3 separate regions of the Homo sapiens genome follow, and all the other regions are linked to region 2. A link is a loop called in an ENCODE intact Hi-C map of the cell type or tissue named here. Cell type or tissue: endothelial cell of umbilical vein. All regions are shown on one strand.

The links. A loop is a pair of places that touch in the nucleus more often than their neighbours do. Peaks named below come from ENCODE experiments on the same cell type or tissue, not always from the same donor. Only the 100,000 strongest peaks of a DNase experiment are listed, where the experiment ranks them.
Region 1: it touches region 2 in a loop (8-fold over the local background); 9 of 110 quality-filtered maps call a loop at or near these places.
Region 3: it touches region 2 in a loop (13-fold over the local background); 37 of 110 quality-filtered maps call a loop at or near these places.

Annotation. Positions count from the first base shown.
Region 1 is chr15:40,938,730-40,946,729 of GRCh38, reverse strand. DLL4 (delta like canonical Notch ligand 4) reads right to left here. Exons shown (of 11, transcript NM_019074.4): 11 at 7,657-8,000. Among named protein-coding and RNA genes, the nearest start is that of CHAC1, 11 kb to the left of the region's middle. RefSeq lists a silencer at 4,501-5,080 and enhancers at 6,371-6,430, 7,713-8,000. In endothelial cell of umbilical vein, a CTCF peak has its summit at 4,697 (motif pointing left); DNase peaks (open chromatin) are centred at 4,819, 5,139 and 6,229; H3K4me3 peaks cover 707 bases; H3K27ac peaks cover 2,914 bases.
Region 2 is chr15:41,180,182-41,188,181 of GRCh38, reverse strand. It overlaps EXD1 (exonuclease 3'-5' domain containing 1), which reads left to right. Exons shown (of 12, transcript NM_001286441.2): 12 at 3,589-5,454. The coding sequence ends at 4,251. Among named protein-coding and RNA genes, the nearest start is that of EXD1, 47 kb to the left of the region's middle. RefSeq lists an enhancer at 7,476-8,000. In endothelial cell of umbilical vein, no CTCF peak of the experiment used is centred here; a DNase peak (open chromatin) is centred at 3,131.
Region 3 is chr15:40,854,591-40,862,590 of GRCh38, reverse strand. It overlaps SPINT1 (serine peptidase inhibitor, Kunitz type 1), which reads right to left. Exons shown (of 11, transcript NM_003710.4): 8 at 7,902-7,952; 9 at 6,529-6,699; 10 at 6,268-6,315; 11 at 4,384-5,821. The coding sequence ends at 5,616. Among named protein-coding and RNA genes, the nearest start is that of SPINT1-AS1, 14 kb to the right of the region's middle. RefSeq lists an enhancer at 4,460-4,509. In endothelial cell of umbilical vein, CTCF peaks have their summits at 3,284 (motif pointing left) and 4,759 (motif pointing left); DNase peaks (open chromatin) are centred at 3,240 and 4,760.

The DNA.
Region 1 (8,000 bases), 240 kb after region 2:
ACATGCCTGTAATCCCAGCTAGCTACTCAGGAGGCTGAGGCAGGAGAATCACTTGAACCTGGGAGGCAGAGGTTGCAGTGAGCCAAGATCGTGCCATTGCACTCCAGCCTGGGTGAGAGAGCGAGACTCAATCTCAAAAAAAAAAAAAAAAAAAAAACCAGAGGAAAAAAAAATGCACCAAAACCTAAAGCAGCAGTTTTATGTAAACATTCAAGAGTTTGCATCATTAATATAATTGTTGAGCCACTTATAATTTGGGCAAAACTGTACGTACGTAGAGATTCAGTTGTCAATTTTAAAAATGTGGTCTCTCTGTGATCATAAAAAAAAAGAAGAAAAGAAAAGCCTTCCCAGACATTGCCTCTAAGTTCACCTTGCTCAGATTTGAGCTCAGCTCCACCACGTACCAGCTGAGTGACCCTAGGCACGGTGTCTTTAGTTCTTGGTTTTCTCAACTGTAAAGAGGGAATAGGTAATAGAATTGACCTTGCAGGGTCTGAAAAAGATTGAAAGAAATAATACCGTAGGCAGTACCCGTCACATAGGAACACTCAGCAAATGTTGACTTCTTATTCTCTTTACTTCAGACAATTTCACTTTCCGTTTCATTCAAGGCAGAGCCATAAGTGAACCTCTCATTCTGAAATAGCTCAGAACAAAGTCAGGAGGGAGTGATCAAGGTAAGCATTTTAGGATCAGTAGAGGAAATCTCCAGCTATCTCACTCTCCATCCTCGCCATGCAATTCACAGATTGTTCTAGCAAGTAGGGTGCCAAAGAAATGTGGAGTGTTTTGAGACAGGGTCTTGCTCTGTCATCCAGGCAACTGAAGTGTCTCAATCTCGGCTCACTGCAGCCTCAACCTCCCGGGCTCAAGTGATTCTCCCATCTCAGCCTCCTGAGTAGCTGGGACTACAGGCACGTGCCACCATCCAGCTAATTTTTGTTGTTGTTGTTAGAGACTGGGTTTTGTCATGTTTCCCAGGCTGGTCTCAAACTTCTGCGCTCAAGTGATCCGTCCACCTTGGCCTTCCAAAGTGATGGGATTACAGGTGTGAGCCACTGCATCCGGCTGTGTTTTTTGTTTGTTTGACACAGGGTCTCACTCTGTCCCCCAGGCAGGAGTGTAGTGGCACGATCATGGCTTACTGCAGCCTTGATCTCCTGGGTTCAAGCGATCCTCTCACTTCAGCCTCCCAAGTGGCTGAGACCTGCAGGTATGCACCACCATGCCCAGTTAATTGTTTTTGTTTGTTTTTGAGACAGGATCTAGCTCTGTCACCCAGGCTGGAGTGCAATGGCACAATCTCAGCTCACTGCAGCCTCTGTCTCCCAGGCTCAAGCAATCCTCTCACCTCAGCCTACTGATTAGCTGGGACTACAGGTGCATCCCACAACACCCGGCTAATTGTTTTGTATTTTTATAGAGATGGGGTCTCCCCATGTTGCCCAGGCTGGTCTTGAACTCCTGGCCTCAAGCGATCCACCTGCCTTGGCCTCCCAAAGTGCTGGGATTATAGGTGTGAGCCATCGTGCCCAGCCAAGGCATGTTTCTAAGAGACAGAATGGGTAATGGTCTTACCCAAGCACACTATTAGCAGAACAAACATCCTATTGACAGAACAAACAGTTGCTTGAGCCAAGAGAGATTTTCTGTGTATGCATAGGGTGAAGGTGCTAAAATAAATAAATTAGTAAATAATCCACCATCTATGAGGAACCATACCTCCCACGGACCTCTGAGAGGTAAGTGTGTCTGCAGGTCTTCAGGTCTTGTGCGAAGAGGACCTAGGTCCCACCGACATTCTGGCCAAAGGAGGGGCAGATGGAGTAGTGGATCCCTGCATACAGTCCTCCTCAGAAGAGGGAGAGACAGTCCCAGGCAGCTGTTCTGCAGGGCGTACCAGCCAAACCCAGGGCCAAGTGGGGAAGGCTGCTTGGCCATTGGTCCACGAAAGCAGGGACTGTAAAGATTCACTCATATCCTAGCAAAAGGGTGCCTGGGATGGCGGAAAAACCTGGCTTTCTGCCCATTTTCTAGCCTCCAAGGAGGTGGAGAGGTCCGGCTGACCAGGCACCTCTGGGGTGGCCGGTATTCCAGTTATCCAGAGCTCAGTCCTCGTCTACCTGGAAGGAAAGAAGCTGGGGTTCCAACAGAGGACTGGTGGGTGGTGCTCCCAATTCCAAGGAGACAGAAAAGTACAATTTGTGGGGACAGGAAGCAACCCATTGCAGGGCTGAGGAGAAGCTGTAGTGGGGAGCATTTCAGTGGGGCGACAGGGCTGTAAAGAGAGGAGATCCACAGGGTTGGGGTGAGCCTCAGATCTCATGGAAATGCTGTGGTGTAGTGGGACCTGGCTCTAGAAGAGAAGCCTCAGAAAACCTACATTGTGGAGAAGTCAAGGTGCTCACAAGGGGCCTGGGTGGTGGTGTAGATTCTGCGGCCCACAGGGAGCCAAGGCAGTGAAGCCCTTTAAATGAATGAGAGCAACTGGGATCCCTTCTTCCCTAGGGCCCACTGCTAATAGAATGGAGAATGTCCAGGGCCTTTCAGATCTCCTCTACCAGAGAGACAGAAGAGGAAGCGCTGAGGATGGCAGTTGCTGGTATAGGAATGAAACGGAACAGACTGGGCTTAGTACCATGAGCCTTGCCCCAACACCTGCCACTGTGGGAAAAGGACAGCAATCCTCCAACAAGTCAAATGGCCAGTGCCGGTGTGCAAAACCCCAAGCCTCACCAGGAGGAGGGGTCACTAGAGACAGACAGGCTAGCCATGCCTGGCAGGGCTGTGGCTCTACCCTGCAGGGGGTGCCATGACACGGGGCACTTCTGCGCCAGAGCCGACCTGTTGCTAAATCCGGATTCCTGTGATGCTGGTTACCATCATGAGGGTCTGGCTGTAGACTCACTTGGCTTCTTGGGCCCTGCGTCCTGGCCTCAGAGAAACTTTGGGGATGAAGGAAATAAGCTGAGCCCACTCTTGACCAGAGTGTTAAGGGGTACCATGCCCCAGAGACCAGAGAAAGGTGGTAAAAAGTCACTTGTGGCAGATCTCCAAAGGGAAGGTGACTCTTAAGGACTTGGGGGTCCTGCTGCCCCTTCCCACAGCAAGGGCCTCCCTTCTACCTCTGCCTACATCAGAGGAGGTTGACGTAGATTAGTGATGCTCCTGGAAGGCAGGAGCACATGGAAGTGATGGTGACGGAAACCTGTGATCTCAGCTGCCTTGCTTGGTCCTAGGGCTACTGCTGGTGTAACAGTAGGTAGTAGACAGGCATAAGCAGCAAAGGAGAGGGCCCTCGACCCCCATCAGGAATCTCAGGCAACCGTCAGGTGATGGTCAGGTGGTTGTTACCCTGTCTCTCTAAAATAACAATTGTTGCAGCCCGCACCGGGGAAAGGCAGTCTCTGAATAGAGAGGAACACCTGAAACTGATCAGCAGCTTCCCGACAAGATCTCAGGAGGTGGGCAAGTGGGCTCAAGCGATTACACTAGGAGGCAAAATGGCGGAGCTCAAGTGGTATCTGACCTTCCTCTAGGAATGCTCGAGTATTGAGGGAAAAATGCCTCAGGTGAGCATGTGCACAACTCCAGTAAGCACACTGCACACGCGACCCCTCCCAAGAGCTGGCAGGCCTCAGGCATGCGGACCGCCCATCCTCAGGGAAGAACCAGGGAGGGGGGATGCACGCCAACATAGAAAACCCCAAATCAGAGTTCAAACGCGCACTTGAATCTCTCAAGTCGCCCACTTGACCCTCTTCCAAGTGTACTTTACTTCCTTTTGTTCCTGCTCTAATACGTTGTAATAAACTTTCACTCCTGCTCTAAAAATTGCCCCAGTCTCTCCTTCTGCCTTATGCCCCTTGGTGGAACTCTTTCTTCTCAGGAGGCAAGAACTGAGGTTGCCGCAGACCCCCACGGACTGGATGCTGCTAACACTGGGACTATCCTGCTAGACCCCAACCTCCCTAGGTCCCACCCCGCTGATGCGGGCCGGAGCAGTGGGAGCTCCAGAAAGTGGCTCACTTAGAGATGCGTGAGGAGGATTAACCCACCAGCAGAGGTTACAACACTGCTCACAAACGCTTCCATACATCCTCATTTCAACCCCCCTAGCAACGCCTAACAGGCATTACCCGCAGAGAGGTTAAGGATAAGCAGCTAGATAGTTAGCAGGGAGGTTAAGGATAAGCAGCTAGATAGTTAGCGGCCCTGGGCAGACAGCAAGTCCTGCCTCCAATGCTAATCAGTGTTGAAGGAATGAAGTAGATGGACTTGTCCCAGAGCACCCGGCAATGAGGGGTGGCGCTGGAAGGGAGCTCCAGCCCCATAACTCACACCGGTGTCCGGCCCTCCTCGACCCCATTCTCTTCCCTTGAGGATGTCTCTGGACCAGGATGGCCGGAGGCCTGTTGGGTGGCGAGGGGGACTGGCTGCTGCGACGGCGGGGGCAGGGGAAAGGGCCTGTTCCCCAGGACACTGGGAGGATATTTGGGGGAAAGCCCCGCACTGGGTTCTCCCCATTTTGCCCGCTCGGCTTAGGGGCTCGGAGCCCGGAGGGAGCTCGGGCGTCTGGCCGCCCCCTGCCGCCTTCGTCCCATCGGCCCCGAACGGAGAAAGGGCGGCCCCAGAGAGCCTCCCGGGGTCGGCGGCCCCTCCCGCGCGCAGCCCCGACGGCCGCGCAGCGCCCTCTAGTGCCGGGCAGCGGGGCCCGCGCGGTCCAGCCCGCCTGCCCGCCCGCGGCTCCGCTTCCCGCGGCCGCGGCCGGAGCGAGATTGGGGAGGCAGGAGGCGGAGCCGAGCGGGCGGGGGAGCCTCCGAGAAGCTCGCGGCCTTCGGCGGCTTCCCGGCCCGGGAAGTGAGCCGGGTCGGCTGCCGCAAACAGGAAGTCGGGCTGTAACAAAGAGCGCGGGGGGCGGGGAGCCGCGGGAGCTGCGGGGCACGGCGGCGGCAGGTGGAGGGCTGACCCGGGCGGGCAGGCGCACCTGCCCCTTCCGCCGCCGCGCAGGCCTCGGGGCGCCCTGGGCGCGAGGGAGGGCGCAGCCGCCCAGGGAAGGCCGCTGGGACCTCGCAGGCGCATCCCCGCCCGAGGAAGGGACAGTCACAGTTCCCCCAGTGAATCATTTCCACCCCCTTCCCGGAATGCAGCAAGCCACGTGGGGCGGAGGGCTGGGGCCGCTGATCCTGTGGATCCAGAGGGAGAGGCTGGGAGAGCTGCGGCGAGGGAAGCTACGGAGAGCTCTGTGGGTCCCAGTCAAGAGATGGAGCATCCACACCACCGTGGTTTAGTCTGGTGGCCTTTTCTAGCCTGGGATGGGGGAGGTGGGAGCCACTGTCCTTTTTTCCCTACCCCCTGACCAGGCTGACCCTGGCCCTGAGGCAGGAGAGGAACCCTGGCTGAGCAAGCAGGATAAAGTCATTTCTCCTTCTGCACAACCCCTCCCTGACTCTACCAGCCGAGGGGCCCTGGAAAAGCAGCTGTCCTCAGGTCACCGTGGGGTCAAATTGATTCTCCAGGCAGGGCACTGGCTCCAGGCTGTTAAGGAACTACTAAACTCCGAATTCCCTGGTGAAATACCCATGCAAATTAAAGGTGGGCATTTGCTAACCTGTGGAAGGCACCTCACAGTGAGTCTAGAACCATTATCTGGCCTCCTTTCTGCCAAGCCTAGGAAATCTCCTGTACCCCAGGACACTCAAGTGATCATGAGGGTCTTGGGTGCCTTACCTATCAGAAGGGGCTGGACTCTCAGGAAATCCTGGGGAGAAGGGGCTTCCTCCGCTGTGGCCTGTTTACACCCCAAGTGCCTGCCCAGCTTGTGGGATGTTGTTAAAGGTGGAGCCTGGCATGAGCTGCAGGTCGGAGCTGCCCAGACCAAGTTCCCCACGGGTCCCCACTTTCCCCAGAAAGCCAGCTTTTTTGGTGGGCTCTCCAGCTCCCCATCTAGTGCATCAGAGCAGCTGTGAGCTTTGCCAGCCAACTCCTCTCCGGGGCTCTTCTCTGCGAGTCTGGCAGCCTGTGCAGCCCGTCACAGCCTGGTGTTGTGGACGTGCAGGGCTGCGGGTGTCCTACCTGTCCCCCACATGGGAGCCTCGTCATCTTGCCTTCGTGTCCCAGCCCAGTTCCCCCCTCCCGTACACCCCTAGGGCCTGGGAGCTGCTTTCCTGTTTCATTTTGGGCAGGAAGAGTGAGGTCGTGTTGTTCTTCCCCCTGCTGCCGGCTCAGGCTGTGGGAACGGTTCCCTGAATGCTTTCCTGTTTGATACCCTGTGTGTACAGTGAAGGGAACAGGGAGCGATGAGTGAGGCGTGGAGCGTGTGCGTGCTCCTGTGTCTCTGGCATAAGCACCCAGGTCTGGGGTGGGCATGGTGTGTCTGTGTCAAGGAGAGAGGAAAAAAGGGAGGGCAAGTAGCACTCCAAACCCTTGGACTCCATTAGGAGCAGGGCATCTAATGGGTCTATTTTGCTTTACTGTGGACAGGCTGAGAGCTGGGAGCATCTGCTCAGCTTTTTGTCAGTGGCTCATTTTTTCATAATTTGCTCTCCATGGAGGAGCATATTTTCGGCTATAGAGAGGGCTGTGGCACCCTAGGGACTATCCTGTGCCTTAGAGGAAGCTAGGCATGAAACTCCTAGTGAGACTGGAAACCCCCTCATTAGTGCCTCAGCAAGAGAAACCTGGACTCAGGGAAGGCTACCTCCTCCTCCCCTTTCTCCCTGTCTTTGCAGTCTTCAATAAATTCTAGCAGCCCTGGGCAGACAAGGTGCTCAGACTCTCAGCGCTCTTGTCTGCTACAAAGAGGAAAAACAAGGCAAACCTCCCTCCTGCCCTGTCTCCTGAGACCTGTACCCTGCTGGGGCTAAGAAAAGAGCCAGGCACCCTGCAACAGCAGGAGGAAGGACTCAGATGTCACCAGGGTGCAGAGGCCCTATCCCATCCACCGACGAGAGAATGCTTTTTTTTTTTTTTTTTTTTTTGAGATGGAGTCTCGCTCTGTCGCCCAGGCTGGAGTGCAGTTGCGCTATCTTGGCTCACTGCAAGCTCCACCTCCTGGGTTCATGCCATTCTCCTGCCTCAGCCTCCCGAGTAGCTGGGACTACAGGCACCCGCCACCACACTGGGCTAATTTTTTGTATTTTTAGTAGAGACGGGGTTTCACCCTATTAGCCAGGATGGTCTCGATCTCTTGACCTCGTGATCTGCCCGCCTTGACCTCCCAAAGTGCTGGGATTATAGGCGTGAGCCACCGCTCCCGGCCAAGAGAATCCTTTTGAATATGAGAAAAACAGGCAGAACTAGGGAGCCCCATAAGCTTTTTCAGGCTTGAAGAGAGGAAGGAAGAAGTGATTCAGGTCAGGAGGAACATGCCCCAGGAATGGTGAGGGCATAAAGAGGGAAGGGGGCACTGTACCAACTCAAAGTCAGCAGGCAAGGAAGGCTGGCTGAGGCTGGGGACTAGATGGGTGAGGCTCGGCTCCTCAACGAATGGAAGAAGACAAGGGCCTGGGGTACGACATGCCAAATCCAAGTGTCTGCACGGGTCCCAGGGGTTCCGGCGGGGCACATGGCAGCAGTAGAAGGGAGTTTAGAGTTTTTTGGGTGAGAGGGCAGGGGTACCATCACAAAGACAGGACCCAATAAGTAATAAACTCCTGTACACATCTGTTTCATATTATAAATACACATTATATACAAAATAATGTTATAAAATGTAGAAAGGTCAGTGCTTCTGATTCTTAAATTATTGAAATACTAGACTCCAAAATAAACTACAAAAAAAAAAAAAAAAACAAAATAAAAACTCATATTATTGATTTCTGAAGACCAGCTTTGAGGGTGGTCTGGGGCAGTAGTGGACCAGAGCCCAGGCTCGAGGTTGTGGAGATGGGCTTGAGGGAGGAAAGGGCCCAGGCGGCCGCAGCACCTGATTTCCCCCTCAGTGGAATTTCCAACACACTGCCCTGAGTGCCCCAGTTAGGCCTGGCACCCTTGGC
Region 2 (8,000 bases):
AAAAGTAGTAGAAGTAGTATATGAGACTATGGCTCACAAAGCCTAAAATATTTGCTGTTTTGTTCTTTACAGGAAAAGTTTGCCAGTTGCTGTTATAAACCACTTTTACTTATGAATATTGATGTAAAATCTTAAAATACTAGCTTTTTTTTTTTTTTTTTTTTTTGAGACGGGGTTTCGCTCTTGTTGCCCAGGCTGGAGTGAAGTGGTGTGATACCGGCTCACTACAAACTCCACCTCCTGGGTTCAGGCGATTCTCCTGCCTCAGCCTCCTGATTAGCTGGGATTACAGGCATGCACCACCCCGCCTGGCTAATTTTGTATTTTTAGTAGAGACGGGGTTACTCCATGTTGGTCAGACTGGTCTCGAACTCCTGACCTCAGGTGATCCACCCGCCTCGGCCTCCCAGAGTGCTAGATTTACAAGGCGTGAGCCACTGCACCCGGCCTAATACTAGCATTTTTTATATGAACCCTATATATGTTATTATTTTTAATGTGTCATTGGATTCTAGTTGCAAGCATGGTTCAGTGTGACAAAATCATACATTTCAGTAGAGCCAAGAAAGTGTTATGATTATCTTATAAATGCTGAATAAATTATAATACTCTACATGCATTATTGGTCAAAGTTGGAATAGATGGTAACTTTTCTAACATAATAAAACATATACAGTCATCTCTCAGCATCTGTGGGGGATTGGTTCCAACATCCCCCCATGGATACCAAAACCCATAATGCTCAAGTCCCTTATGTGAAATGTATGGATGATTATATGAAACGTATGGATGAGCCGGGTGTAGTGGCTCATGCCTGTAATCCCAGCACTTTGGGAGGCCAAGGTGGGTGGTTCACCTGAGGTCAGGAGTTCAAGACCAGCCTGGCCAACATGGTGAAACCCTGTCTCTACTAATAATACAAAAATTAGCTGGGCATGGTGGTGCATGCCTGTAATCCCAGCTACTTGGGAGGCTGAGGCAGGAGAATTGCTTGGACAGACCGGGTGTGGTGGCTCACACCTGTAATCCCAGCACTTTGGGAGGCCCAGGCGAGCGGATAACCTGAGGTCAGGAGTTTGATACCAGCCTGACCAACATAGAGAAACCATATCTCTACTAAAAATACAAAATTAGCCGGGCATGGTGGCGCATGCCTGTAATGCCAGCTACTCGGGAGGCTGAGGCAGGAGAATCGCTTGAACCTGGGAGGCGGAGGTTGCGGTGAGCTGAGATCACGCCATTGCACTCCAGCCTGGGCTCGAAACTCCATCTCAAAAAAAAAAAAAAGAAAAAAAAAAAGAATCGCTTGAACCCAGGAGGTGGAGGTTGCAGTGAGCCGAGAGTGCACCATTGTACTCCAGCCTGGGCAACAAGAGCAAAACTCCATCTCCTAAAAGAAAAAAAAAAGAAATATATGGATGAAATGTATGTCCCTTATATGAAATGTAAGGATGATTTAAAGTATAGGGGAGGATATGTATAGGTTATACGGAAATGTGCAGCAGCATTTTTTCATTTTTCACTATCATATCCTCTCCTATACTTCAAATCATTCTTAGATTACTTATAATAGCTAATACAACGTAAATGCTATGTAAATAGTTGTTATATTGCATTGTTTAGGGAATAATGACATGGAAAAAAAAGTTTGTGCATCATCATTTCAAATGCAACCATTCTTTTTTTTTCTGATTTTTTTTTTTTTTTTTTTGAGACAGAGTCTTGCTCATCACCCAGGCTGGAGTGCAGTGGTGCAATCTTGGCTCATTGCAACCTCCACCTCCTGAGTTCAAGTGATTCTCCTCCCTCAGCCTCCTGAGTAGCTGGGATTAAAAGCATGTGCTACCGTGCTCAGCTAATTTTTATATTTTTAGTAGAGATGGGGTTTGGCCATGTTGGTCAGACTGGTCTGGAAATCCTGACCTCAAGTGATCCACCCACCTCAGCCTCCCAAAGTGCTGGGATTACAGGCGTGAGCCACTTTTTCCTGACTATTGCAATCTACAGTTGGTTGAATCCATGGATGCAGAACCCATGGATATGGAAAGTATCTCAAGAGAGAAGACTGCATATTTGTTTGAGAACACTAATATCAGGAACAGTACAAAAATTGTGACTATCACCACTATTTTAGTATTTTTGAAGCTATTAGCCAGTGAAATTAGAAAATAAAATATGAGCTATGGAAATTGAAAAAAGGAATCAGAATTATGACTTGCCAGCTATACAACTAAAAACTGAAGAGAAACAACTGAAAAAGACTACCACAAACAAAAAGACAATTTATAAAGTGCCTGGGTACAAATGTAAAAATTACTAGATTTTTGATATCCATACAAGCAGCTAAAAAATATAATCGGATGCCGGGTGTGGTGGCTCATGCTTATAATCCCAGCACTTTGGGAGGCTGAGGTGGGAGGATCACTTGAGCCCAGGGATTCAAGACCAGCCTGGCCAGCATAGTGAAACCCTGTCTCTACAAAAAAATTAAATATTAGCCAGGCGTGGTGGCACACACCTGAAGTTGCAGCTCCTCTGAGTGGGGGAGGCTGACGTGGGAGGATTGCTTGAGCCCAGGAGGTGGAGATTGCAGTAAGCCATGATCACACCACTGTACTTCAGCCTGGGTGACAGAGCAAGGCCCTGTCTCAAAAAAAACCCCACAAAAATTAGCAAGGCATGGTGGCATGCACCTGTGCTTCCAGCTACCCAGGAGGCTGAGGCAGGAGGATCACTAAAGGCCAGGTGTTATAGGTTACAGTGAGCCATGATCACACCATTGCACTCCAGCCAAGGCAACAGAGCAAGACCCTGTCTAAAAAAATCAAAACAAAACAAAACAAAAAACTTCCCAAAACCTGAAAGAGATAACAAAATAAAAATTTGGAGGAAAATAAAAATGTAATCCAATGAAAAAATATGTATATGATCATACATGAGTAGACTATCTTTGGGAGATAACACAAGAAACTGCTCTAAGAAGATGTACCTGCTAACGCAGCTGAGGCCAGGCTGGAAGGGAGACTAACTTTTCCTGTATAGTCTTTATACATACGTGCATACACACAGAGACACACAGCCCTATGGATTCACTGCCTTTTCAAAATATTGAAATTACTAGAAAAATGATACTACTATAATTGAAGACACCAGAGGGTGCTATATGAACACATTTGAATAGACTCTCATTTACCAATTACCATTTGGTACAACAGAAGTGATTTCAGGCCGGGCACTATGGCTCACGACTGTAATCCCAGCACTTTGGGAGGCCGAGGCAGGTGGATCACGAGGTCAGGAGATCGAGACCATCTTGGCTAACGCAGTGAAACTCTGTCTCTACTAACAATAGAAAAAAAATTAGCTGGGCGTGGTGGCAGGCGCCTGTAGTCCCAGCTACTTGGGAGGCTGAGGCAGGAGAATGGCCTGAACCCAGGAGGCAGAGCTTGCAGTGAGCCGAGATCGTGCCACTGCACTTCAGCCTGGGCGACAGAGCGAGACTCCATCTCAAAAAAAAAAAAAAGTGATTTTAAGTACCATATTCAGAAGTTTAGTTATAATAAACTTGTGTTCGCTTTCTCTTCTTAGCCTACATGTATGGAGCTGCCAGAGGAACTGCTTCAACTCAAGGACTTCCAGAAGCAGCGCAGGGAGAAAGCTGCAAGAGAATATAGGGTGAATGCACAGGGACTCCTGATAAGGACAGTGCTACAGCCAAAGAAATTAGTGACAGAGACAGCAGGGAAAGAGGAGAAAGTCAAAGGCTTCTTATTTGGTAAAAATTTTAGGATAGATAAAGCTCCAAGTTTTACATCTCAAGACTTTCACGGGGATGTGAATTTACTGAAAGAAGAATCTTTGAATAAACAAGCTACAAATCCTCAACATCTACCTCCCACAGAGGAAGGGGAAACCAGTGAGGATTCCAGTAACAAACTCATTTGCACAAAGTCAAAGGGGTCAGAGGACCAGAGAATAACTCAGAAAGAACACTTTATGACACCCAAACATGAGTTTCAGGCAAGTTTATCTTTGAAAGAGGAGACAGAACAGTTATTGATGGTGGAAAACAAGGAAGATTTAAAATGCACAAAACAGGCTGTTTCAATGTCTTCCTTTCCTCAGGAAACCAGAGTGTCTCCAAGTGACACTTTTTATCCTATCAGAAAGACTGTGGTTTCCACACTCCCTCCCTGTCCAGCCTTGGAGAAGATCGATTCCTGGATAAGTCCTTTTCTAAATCTGCCCTAGAGATGGGCAGTTTGTTCTTAAGGCCATACAGATGGCTTATTTCCTTTGCCATCAGGGCTTTCCACAGTGCCCAGGTTTCTCATGTTGTAAATGTAGTAATGCTTCAGTCACAGGGGAAAATTATATCCTCTTGCTTACTCCTGTGTTCCTGGTATGCGGAGAATGAGAATGAATAAGTTAAATAATGGAAGAAGTATAATTTCTGATTATGTCACTGTGTAGAAATGTTCTCAGTGACCAGAGTGCATTATTTTTCATAATTTGGGTTTAGAGGATTTGAAGAAAGGAAGAATCTTGGGCTTAGTATCAGGAAGACTCCATCATTTTCAAATTTTGTTTTGCTTCTTGACTTTTGGATTCCTTTGAAGAGACCTGGTAAAACTATTAACAATTCATTTAAAAAATTGGTACCTGATAACTTTACCAGTACTTTTTTCCTTTTTATTTATTTGTTTTATTTATTTTTTTTTACCGCTCCTTGTGGAGCAGGGCTACACCATAGGCAGTGTGCCCAGAGTAACCACTTTTTTCCTTTTTAAAATATAATATTAACTTTATGTTTGAATGTTGAATGTTTTGTCTGTCTCTTAGGCAAATAATGTTATAGGAATCAATAATTTAATTTTTGTTTTATTTGTTTTTTGATGGAGTCTCACTCTGTCACCCAGGCTGGAGTGTAGTGGTGTAATCTCTGCTCACTGCAACCTCCGCCTCCCGGGTTCAAGCAATTCTCCTGCCTCAGCCTCCTGAGTAGCTGGGATTACAGGTGCGTGCCACCACGCCCGGCTAATTTTTGTATTTTTAGTAGAGATGGGGTTTCACCATGTTGGCCAGGCTGGTCTCGAACTCCTGACTGACCTTGTGGTCCACCTGCCTTTGGCTTCCAAAGTGCTGGGATTACAGGTGTGAGGCACGGTGCCCAGCCAATATCTTTATTTTAATTTGTTTTTATTTCCTTTATTTTTAGCTGGTTTTGTCCATTTTCCTAACAAAGCAGGGACCCTGGGTTTCTTTTTAGTCTGTCTGTTATATAAACTTGAAGCCTGACTCCATTCTATTTGCCTGGAGTTAGTATACTTTCTTAGGGTGAAAGGAAGGCAGCTTGTATTGAGCCTTTTAAAGTATTGAATGCTTGCAAATTGCTAACATTCTTTTGTGTAAAATAACCAATAAACCTGTTTTGTCATACTCTACTTAAAAAAACAATCTCTCACTTTTCTTAATTGGGTCAGGGTGGAAAGAAATGTCTGGATTTCTAGGTCCAGAGTCCAGTTTATAAATCTGTGATTCGACTCTGTTATTCTTTTTGCTCTTAGGAACAATCTAAGATCAGGAGCATCCTTGTCTGCACTAGTTGATTCTGACTGCCACTGAAAGAATTTTTTTGCCTTTCCGAACTCCAGAGCCCAGATCTAGTCTGAGGTTAAGATTAAGGCAGGCCTGAGGGCAGTTGGCTCAGCCCTGCAGTTGCGTTGTCTCACCTTATACTTAGATTAGAAAGTCACTTGGGGCCAAAGTAGTTACTGGTTCATCTTTGGTGAATGCATCTTCAGATTGAGCCCGGTATGTGGTCAGTCTAGGTTTACTCTGCAAAAGGCATGGATTCCTGTAAAATTCTTGAACTTCATTTAGCTTCTTATAGAACCATTCAGTTGCTGGTCTTGAACTCCTGACCTCAGGTGATCTGCAAGACCATTCAGTTACTACTCATAACATATTTACATACATGGTATAAAGTACAATTTGAAAAAAAAAAAAAAAGAAAAAAGTACAAGGTATTACCCCTCAGGCTGGGCGCAGTGGCTCACGCGTGTAATCCCAGCACTTTGGGAGGCCGAGGCAGGTGGATCACAAGGTCAGGAGTTTGAGAACAGCCTGGCCAAGACAGTGAAACCCTGTCTCTACTAAAAATACAAAAATTAGCTGGGCGTGGTGGCACTTGCCTGTAATTCCAGCTACTTGGGAGGCTAAGGCAGGAGAATCGCTTGAACCTGGGAGGCAGAGGTTGCAGTGAGCCGAGATCACACCACTGCACTCCAGCCTGGGTGACAGAGCGAGACTCCGTCTCAAAAAAAAAAAAGGATTTTTCTGCCGGGTAAGGTGGCTAATGCCTGTAATCCCAGCACTTTGGGAGGCTGAGGCAGGCGAATCACCTGAAGTCAGGAGTTGGAGACCAGCCTGGCCAACATGGTGAAACTCTGTCTCTACAAAAAATACAAAAATTAGTCAGGCGTGATAGCGCACAAGTAATCCCAGTTACTTGGGAGGCTGAGGCAGGAGAAACACTTGAACTTGAGAGGTGGAGGTTGCAATGAGCTGACATCGCACCACTGCACTCCAGCCCGGGCAACAGACTGAGACTCTGTAGCAAAAAAAAAAAAAGCCAGGCACAGTGGCTCACGTCTGTAATCCCAGCACTTTGGGAGGCTGAGGCAGGTGGATCAATTGAGGTCAGGACTTTGAGACCAGCCTGGCCAACATGGTGAAACCCTCTGTCTACTAAAAATACAAAAATTAGCCAGGTATGCTGGCAGGTGCCTGTAATCCCAACTACTCGGGAAACTGAGGTGAGAGAATCATTTGAACCAGGGAGGCGGAGGTTGCAGTGAGCCAAGATCATGCTACTGCACTCCAGTCTGGGTGACAAGAGCGAAACTCCATCTAAAAAAAAAAAAAATTAGCCCGGCGTGGTGGCGCGCACCTGTAGTCCCAGCTATTCAGGAGGCGGAGGCGGGAGAATCGCTTGAACCCGGGAGGCGGAGGTTGCAGTGAGCCAAGATTGCACCACTGGACTCCAGCCTGGGCGACAGAGCGAGATAATGTCTCAGAAAAAAAAAAGAGAAAAAAAAAGTTCTACTGGACAGTGTGTTTGATAACTACTAGACTCCCCAAACTAAATGAGCCTTTGGGCTTCATTACAGTATTCTCTCAAGTGAAACACTCATCTATACCTGAAACAGCACTTTTCTCTACATCTTAATTCTAGCCTGGAGTGCCTACCTAAATTCTGTGTGTGCGGTTACACCTTAGGATGAATTTCTGTTCTTTGCTAGATAAAGTCCAAAAAAATTCCTGTTAACGCAAGACCTGTTGCTAGTGCTGTGCGCCATTGCCCAGATTTCTTGTCTACATTTTGGGAAATCCTGCATTTTTGTCTCGAACCACTGTTGAGTTCTTTACTTACTCTGTATTTTCCTAGTCTGAGAAGTCATAAACCATGCTTCCCAAACTCTTGGAGTCTTGCTCTAGTCTACCACTAATTTTCTGTATCTCCTCTACTCGGCTGACTTTTCTGTACATAACCTATAATTAGCGACTCACAAGTAATCTGACCCTTTTAGTATTGGAATAAGGAAAGGAGGTTAAATGACCACCCTGGACAAAAATGCAGCACTGAAAACAGAACCAGTGTTTCTTGGCTTCTTGTCCCATTCAGCGTTCTTTCAGCTATAGTACGAAAAGTCACTGCAGCGGCTTTGCCCCTATCTGTCTAAGAGCTTGATAAATTATGGCACAATAGAACTTTAATTCCCTATAAGCATCTTATTGTTTTGAGACAATGCATGTCCCAGCAGCAAGCTGAGATGAGGCCTGGGGTAAACTAGGGTGCCTGGGTGCAATTGACTCCCTATGAGTCAGCCAGGTAATTTGTCAAAAGGGTATTTATTTTAAAAGTAACACAAATAACTTACAGAAAATTTAGAAAATAAGAGAAAAAATAACTACAACCCTACTTTATACAATCCTTC
Region 3 (8,000 bases), 330 kb after region 2:
AATTGTATCAGTGAGAGACAACACTATGGTCATTTGGGTTAACACCCTTTTTTAGTTTTTTTTTTTTTTTTCCTAAACATGTAGCCTTGAAAAAACCACCACAACAAAAAACTCCACTACAAGCGGTGTCTTTATTTCTTCCCCAGTCTGTTTTCTTAGTCTCCCTGGTTCTGGGCTCCTCTGATACAAACTCTGGGAGCCACTGCAGGTGGGGAAGGAGAGGCAAGCCCTCAGAGAGCCTGTGGGAAGGCTTAGGAAACCCCCGGGCTTCCGGGTTTAGGACTTCCAGGTGGAGCTATTAACAAGAATCTCTCCCCGGGGGAGCTTAAAGGTACCTTCCCAGGCTTTAGTCCTGCTGTGGTTGGGTGGGGAAGGGAGTGGTCTTGTGCAATAGGGCAAACCACTCCTCATTCAGGGCTGTTTATTTTAGTGGGCAGGGATGGGTTTGGGAGAAACCACCCAGTTTTTGTGAGTGTTTACCTGAACTGTTGGGACCAATAAATTTTGGAGACAACTACCCAATATAGGGAAGGCAAGATGCGTTGTAAGGGACAAGATGCTGGGGGTTCTAGGCCGGGCGTGGTGGCTCACGCCTATAATCCTAGCACTTTGGGAGGCCGAGGAGGGCGGATGACCTGAGATCAGGAGTTCGAGACCAGCCTGACCAACATTGATAAACCCCATCTCTACTAAAAAATACAAAAATTATCTGGGCGTAGTGGCACATGCCTGTAATTCCAGCTACTCTGGAGGCTGAGGCTGAGGCAGGAGAATTGCTAGAACCCGATAGGCCGAGGTTGCAGTGAACCTAGATTGTGCCATTGCACTCCAGCCTGAGCAACAAAAGCGAAACTCTGTCTCAGAAAAAAAAAAAAAAGATGCTGGGGGTTCCAGAGGCGAATGCCTAGAAGTCCCAGGCAAGCACCTAATGCTGGGTGGGGTGGGGGAGGACTGTGAATGGGTTAATGCCTGCCCAGCTAAAGAGGACCCTGAACTCTGTGCCTGGATTGCTAGGTCCCCAGAGTTCTCACAAGAAGCTAGCAATATGGATTTTTTTTTTCAATGAAGACTTCTGACTCCTTAAATGTTGGCAACTAAATTAAAGAAACTAAACGATTGTTTGAGTCAAAGCATGATTGTAGGCTGCCAGTGTGCAACCTTTGACTAGCCTTCACCAGAGATCTGCTATGTGCTTCACACAGGTTCCCTCGCCTAATTTACTTGGTGTTGCTTCCTCCCTCTGTCCCTCTCCCTGTGCTGTGACCTCTGGTGATGTAGCCTGCTTATCTGCCCACTCCTTTTTTTTTTTTTTTTTTTTTTGAGATGGAGTCTTGCTCTGTTGCCCAGGTTGGAGTTCAGTGGCATGATCTCAGCTCACTGCAAACTCTGCCTCCCGGGTTCAAGCAATTCTCTTGCCTCAGCCTCCCGAGTAGCTGGGATTACAGGCATGTGCCACCATGCTCAGCTAATTTTGTACTTTTAGTAGAGACGGGGTTTCTCCATGTTGGTCAGGCTTGTCTCGAACTCCCAACCTCTGGTAATCCACCCACCTTGGCCTCCCAAAGTGCTGGGATTACAGGCATGAGCCACCGCGCCCGGCCCACTCTTTAAAGTTCAGATCACTCCTTTCCCCTGCTTAAATCCCCTCCACCCACCAAACTCCCAGCTTCCACCTCCCTGCTTCCAAACTGAGCAGCTTGTGATTCCCAAACAAAACCCAGGATCTCCACTGCCCAGCTTTTGCTCAGTGTGATTTTGTTATGCATGGAACACCCACACCCATCTGCTCATCTTATTTTTTTCCAATCTTTTTTTATTGTGATAAAATACATATAATGTAAAATTTACTATCTTAACCATTTTAAAGTATATGGTTTAGTGGCACTAAGTACATTCACATTGTTGTGCAACCATCACCACCATCCATCTCCTGAGCCTTTTCCTTTTACAAAACTGGAACTCTGTACCCATTAAGCAATAATTCTCTATTTTCCTTTTCCCAGCAACCATCATTCTACTGTCTCTTTGATTTTGACTACTCTAAGCATTTCAGATGAGTAGAATCATACTTGTCTTTTTGTGACTGGCTGATTTCACTTAGCATAATATAGATGTCCTGAAGGTTCATCTGTGTTGTAGCATATGTTAGAACATCCTTTTTAAGGCTGAATATTATTCCACCGTGTATATTGTGTGTACTCCATTTTGCTTATCCATTCATCTGTTGATAGGCACTCAGGTTGATTCCATGTTTTAGCTATTGTGAATAATGCTATGTACATACGTGTGCAAGAATCTCTTGGAGACCCCTACTCACCTAGTTTTTTTTTTAATTTAATTTTATTTTTTTAAGATGGAGTCTCACTCTGTCACCCAGGCTGGAGTGCAGTGGTGCCATCTTGGTTCACTACAACCTCCACTTCCCGGGTTCAAGTGATTCTCCTGCCTCAACCTCCCAAGTAGCTGGGATTATAGGTGTGTGCCACCACACCCGGCTAATTTTTGTATTTTTAGTAGAGACGGGGTTTCACCATGTTGGCCAGGCTGGTCTCGAACTCCTGACCTCAAGTGATCCACCCACCTCGGCCTCCCAAACTGCTGGAATTACAGGTGTGAGCCACCGTGCAGGGCCACTCACCTGATGTTAGACTTTCTCCACGAAGTCACTTATTAACCTTAATCTCCTCCACTTGACCGGCCTCTGTTTTGTTCCAGCAGCCATTTTTCAGATACCTGGTACGCACAAGCAGGGCCCAGCTTGGGAGACGCTAGGATAACTAAGACCTGGTCAGCGCCCTGAGGAGTCTTGTCTGGATAAAGGGAGACACACACTAGCTTGGACTTATGCGTGCAGCGGAGCTGTGTAGAGCAGGAGTGCGTGGAGAGGGCAGCAATGAACTTTGGCTGGAGAGCCAGAGAAAGCTTCGTGAGCTGGAACACGGGGTAAAGTAGGAGCTTTCCAGGGCGGAGGGGACTTCTGAAGTGGAGGAAACTGCCTGTTCAGGACATGGAGGTAGGGATCAAAGTTCTGAGTCATGTGGGTGGGCACAGAGCAGAGGATGGCTGGGGCGGTCTCAGGGATAAGGAGAAGTTTGGGGACCAGACTGTTTTGTCACCGTATCTGCATCCCTGCAGCCTGCACGCCAGAGTGTAAGCGCCAGGAGAGCAGGAGCTGTGTCTTGGCGTTCATTGCTCCACTCCTGTCACCTGCCTGAGACTGAGTCCTCACATCCTTGCAGGAAGAACACGGCATCCAGTCATAGTCACAGCGCCCCCTAGTGACCCCCGAGAGCTCCCACCTCCTCGGGCACTCCCTCTGCACATGCAAGCAGCTGTTACTAGGGGTGGCCCTTTGCCTGGCATCCTCTCACTTGATGTCTATCCCTCCCTGAGAGGATGTTCACTTCAGGCCAACAAACCCTTATTAAATACTTGCTCTGTGTTGATCACTGTTCTGGACACTAGGGTAGAGTCTGAGAACCAACTGATAATGGGGGTTGTTCCCAGTAGGGATCAAGTCCGTTTTGAGCCTCGAAGGATGGACGAGTGTCAGAGTAGGGGGTTAGAAGGGAAAACACGGTGCCCTATGAAGTGGAACAATGGGGATGAGCCCCACCCCCTGCCGCTTACTCAACATTTACTAAACTACGATTTACCAAGGTCACAGAGGGAGCATGGGGTGCCGGGAACCCAGACACAACTGGATGCCATCTGCGGCTCTGGGATCTCACAATCCGGCAAGAAGACAGGCAGTAAAGGAAATAAGAGGTGCTCTGGGCTCAGGGTGGTGTTAGCAGACACAGGGGTGTGAGGCAGGGAGTGTCCACCACCTGCAGTTGTGTGGGAGGGTTTTGAGCTTAGGCTGAGGCGTGCAAAATGGGGAGGTGGTCCATGAGAGCACGAGTCCAAAACCAGGTGTTATCCATCAAAACGAGGCCTGTCCCGGCGTGCTAAGAAGGTTCTGCTTCTTGATCTGGGTGCCTGCCTCAGAGGTGTGTGTCATTATGGAAATTCACTGAGCTATACACTTATAACTTCATATATGTACATTCATGGTAGTTGTACTTGCTTAAAATTTGCTTTTAAGTCCCCCCCCACCCCCACCAACCCCGATACCTCTTTTGTAAGACTAAACTCTGGGGATCCAGTCCAATCTCAGCTCTAGGGCCTTGGGGAGGAAATTTCAATGAATTAGTTTCTTCACCTGTAAAATGCGGATGATTGTATTGTCATCACAAGGGCTGTGTGCAGCGCCAGCAACTCGAGATACGTAAAGCATTTAAATAGTGCTTCCTCTGCCCCTCTCAGCAGTATCAAATTTCTAATGATTGGCAGTGTCTGGCACAGAGGAGCTCAATGTAATTCACTGAATAAACGAACGAATGAGCTCAAAGTATGATTTTTTTTTTTTTTTGGCACCGGGAGGTAGCTTGAACAAATGCAGGGGTGTGGGTTGGAGTGGCGTGTCTCTACTAAAGGCTCCTGGGAAGGAGCTCAGAGCCTGGTTGGGGGTGCTGCACTCCAGCGCAGAAGCCAGGGCTTCTGTTGGGAGGGAGACAGCTAGTCACCTGGGCCCTAACATGGAGGTAGGAGCCAAGGTGCCTGTGCACCCCTAACCCCAACCTCCAAATGAGCAGAATTGTGGAGAGCTCAACCACTCAACAGGCTTGTGGAGAGGCTCACACCAGGAAGAAATGCTACACAGCAGCACTGCAGCCTCCCCACACTCGTGGCTCCCGTGGCCCGCTCACTCCTCCCCTCTGGTGGTCAAACATGGCACTGCTCTCCAAAGTCAGGGGCCAGGCCAGTTTCGAGAGAGACGATGGGAAAACCTGCTCAACAGGGTGGCTGAAGCCTGAACCAGCTGAACAGGACGGTCCCATCACCCCCCAGCAACCTAGTCCCTCTCCTGGCCCACAGAACAGAGCCAGAAACTCCACAAACCACTTTTATTACCCAGTGGGCGGGCTGGGCTGTGATGTTGGAGAACCTTGGGGGTGGGGGCTGCGGAATGCAGCTGAGCTTCTCCTGGCTCTGTCTGCTGGTCTAGGCCAGGGTGGGGCTGATCAAGGGCAGAGAGCTCAATCTTGGGGGAAGAGGAAGAGAGGATAGAGAGGCCAAACAGGCCTCTTCCCCTCCTCTTCACCCATGCCACAGCATTAAATAAACAAAAAGCAACTCTTTACAGCACAAACTACACAGGGAAGTCCTTCCTCCCAGCCCTGGGCGCACAGCATGGAAGAGGAGCTCGGGAGGACAGGGTTGGGGCCTCCAGGGTCTGACACCACCCCACTCCTCTTCCTAGCACCATGGGGTAGGGACAGGCAGCTTTGAACAGAGGAAACAAAACTCCAACTTCCTCCAAACTCCTATGCAGGCAGGTCCATCTAGTCTGGTACTTCTGGCCCAAGGGTTTTCTGCTCCTTCCAAACCTTTGAGCTTTCTCAGGACGTGAGCTTAGCTGAGACTTCTCCAAGAGGGGCTGGAGCCCTGGTCTCTGAGGCACAGTGGGCCTGGGAAACAGGCAAGAGTCTGGTTCCAAAGTTTTTCCCAGCCCAGGCCTCTGCCTTGGCAAGCAGGAAGCAGGGCCAGGTGAGAGCCGGTGAGACCCAGGCTCAGAGGGGCCGCGTGGTGTGGTTATAGACCAGGTGCTCCGTGTCCTCGGTAGTGGAGACAGTGGAGCTGGCAGGGGTGGGTGGTGGGTGGTGGTGGTGTCCGTGGAAGTCCTTTCTCTGGTTCTTGAAGAAGCAGTAACCCAAGATGGCTACCACCACCACAATGCAGATGACCAGGAACACTGCGACAGCCATCTCCACAGAGCCTGGGGGAAGAAGGGGTAGAATAAGGGGCTCCCAGGGCCTGCCTGGTTCTGACACCCACCCCCAATCTATGGAAGAGACCAAGTCAAATGGATGCCAGGTATGGAAGGACATGGGCACCCGACTCAGACCTCCCACATATGAACAGCTGAACAGCTCTGTCCAGGAGCTCAGAGGAACTCTGGTGGGCCTCAGGTCTCAGCTCAAGTCGCTCTCCTTGCAGTTAACTTGGGGGAAGCCTGGGACGCTGCTGACAGACATCGGCACGCACTTTACTGTACTCCCTCCCTCGTGTGTGGCAGGCATCCCCATTTGATTACGGTACTCTGTCTCTATAGGCCACCTTGGCATCCTTCTCAACACAGGTTAGGCTGTCACAACAGGTGGAGTTGATCCGTGAGTTGATACCTACATGCTAACCTCAGTTACAGGACAGATCAGGGCTTACCTGTGCTGGGAATGGGGATTTCCCGCCTCAGGCCAAACACATCCTTCTCTGCAGAATGATGAGGGGAAAGACCAGTCAGTACTGAGGGCTCAGAGACTCAGCTGCTCCCCAGTGCCCCAGACCTCACACTGGCATCCTCTCCCACTCCTACTCCAGGCGCTCTGAGGATGGAGGGGTGACTCCCAAAGGCCTGGGGACAGAGTGGAGGCCACTGGCTAAGCCTTCCCCCATACATGCCCACCCTCTCACTGGCCCACTCACTGGAGATGCCGCGACAAGACTCGAGGCACTGCTGCTCTTCCTCAAAGTTGTTCTTGTTGCCGTAACAACCACCATAGGTAAAGCGGGCGCAGTGTTCGCTGAAGGGGTTGTAGTACCAGCGCGGGATGCTCTCCTTGCAGAGTCCTGTGTCTGGCAGGTCCACGCAGTGCCCTGGGGGGTATGGGGTAGGCTATGGTGAGCGAGTCCATGGCCTCCCTGCCACCTTCTGCTAGGCTCCACGTGGCTGCTGCCCAGCACCTCCCCACCTGCCATGGCTCAGGGAGGGCCTGAGAGGCCCCAAAACACCTGGCCCAGCTGCAGTGGTGCCAGAAAAGGGAAGACAAACCCTGGACAATAACTGTAGGCACAAAAGTAAACTACGCCGACTCATAGTTATTTCAATTTTCTTTCAGCTTTTCTGACTGGGTCACGGTCTCAGTTTTCCAACACTGGGTGGTTTACCTCTTTTTTTTAAAGACAGTGTCTCGCTATGTTGCCCAGGTTGGCCTCAAATTCCTAGGCCAAGCGATCCTCCCACCTCAGCCTCCCTAGTAGCTGGGATTCCAGGTGTAAGCCACCACGCCTGGCTGGTTTACCTTTCTTAAAAAAGAGGATGGGCCTCAGGGTCTGAGCCTTGGCAGGCAAGCAACTAGCTAGAGCTTATTATTATTATTATTGTTTTGAGACAGGGTCTCACTCTGTTGCCCAGGCTGAGGTGCAGTGGTTCCATCTCAACTGACTGCAGTCTCTACCTCCCAGGTTCAAGTGATCCTCCTACCTCAGCCTTCTGAGTAGCTGGGAGTACAGGAACGCGCAACCACATCCGGCTAATTTTTGTATTTTTTGTAGAGATGGGGTTTTGCCATATTGCCCACGCTGGTCTTGAACTCCTGAGCTCAAGCAATCTGCCAGCCTCGGCCTCTCAAAGCGCTGGGATTATAAGTGTGAGCCACCACGCCTGGCAAGCTAAAACTTACTGTTTTATTATATTTATTTGTGTTGTTTTTCAATGTTTGGCAAGTAATAGTGGCTTCCCATTTATGGTAGTGATGTGAAAGTTCCTTTTTAATATATTACATTTAAAAAGTAACTGATTAAGTAAATAAGATCTGAGCAATATGTGGTGGACATGGCTGAAGTTATGAAGGTGTTCGGAGAATGAGTGATGCCTGGAAAACACAGAGCCACAGAAGAAAGCCCAAGAGCCAGCCAGGGAAGAAGCTGAGCCATCTGGAGAACGGGGAGCCCACCCTGGCTCTTTGTGCCCACAGGCCCGTACACCCAGCAGGCCCCTCAGGCACTGCTGGATGGAAATAGTGAGGATGGCAGTGTCAGCGTCTGCCCTGATCCAGGGCACCTGGGGAGGATCTCACCTTTGTCACTGGGGAAATGGATGCGCTGGAGCTCGTCAAAGCCACTCGTGTCTGCAGAGAGGAAAGGTCAGAGTCTCAGACCCAACAAGGGTCTCCCAG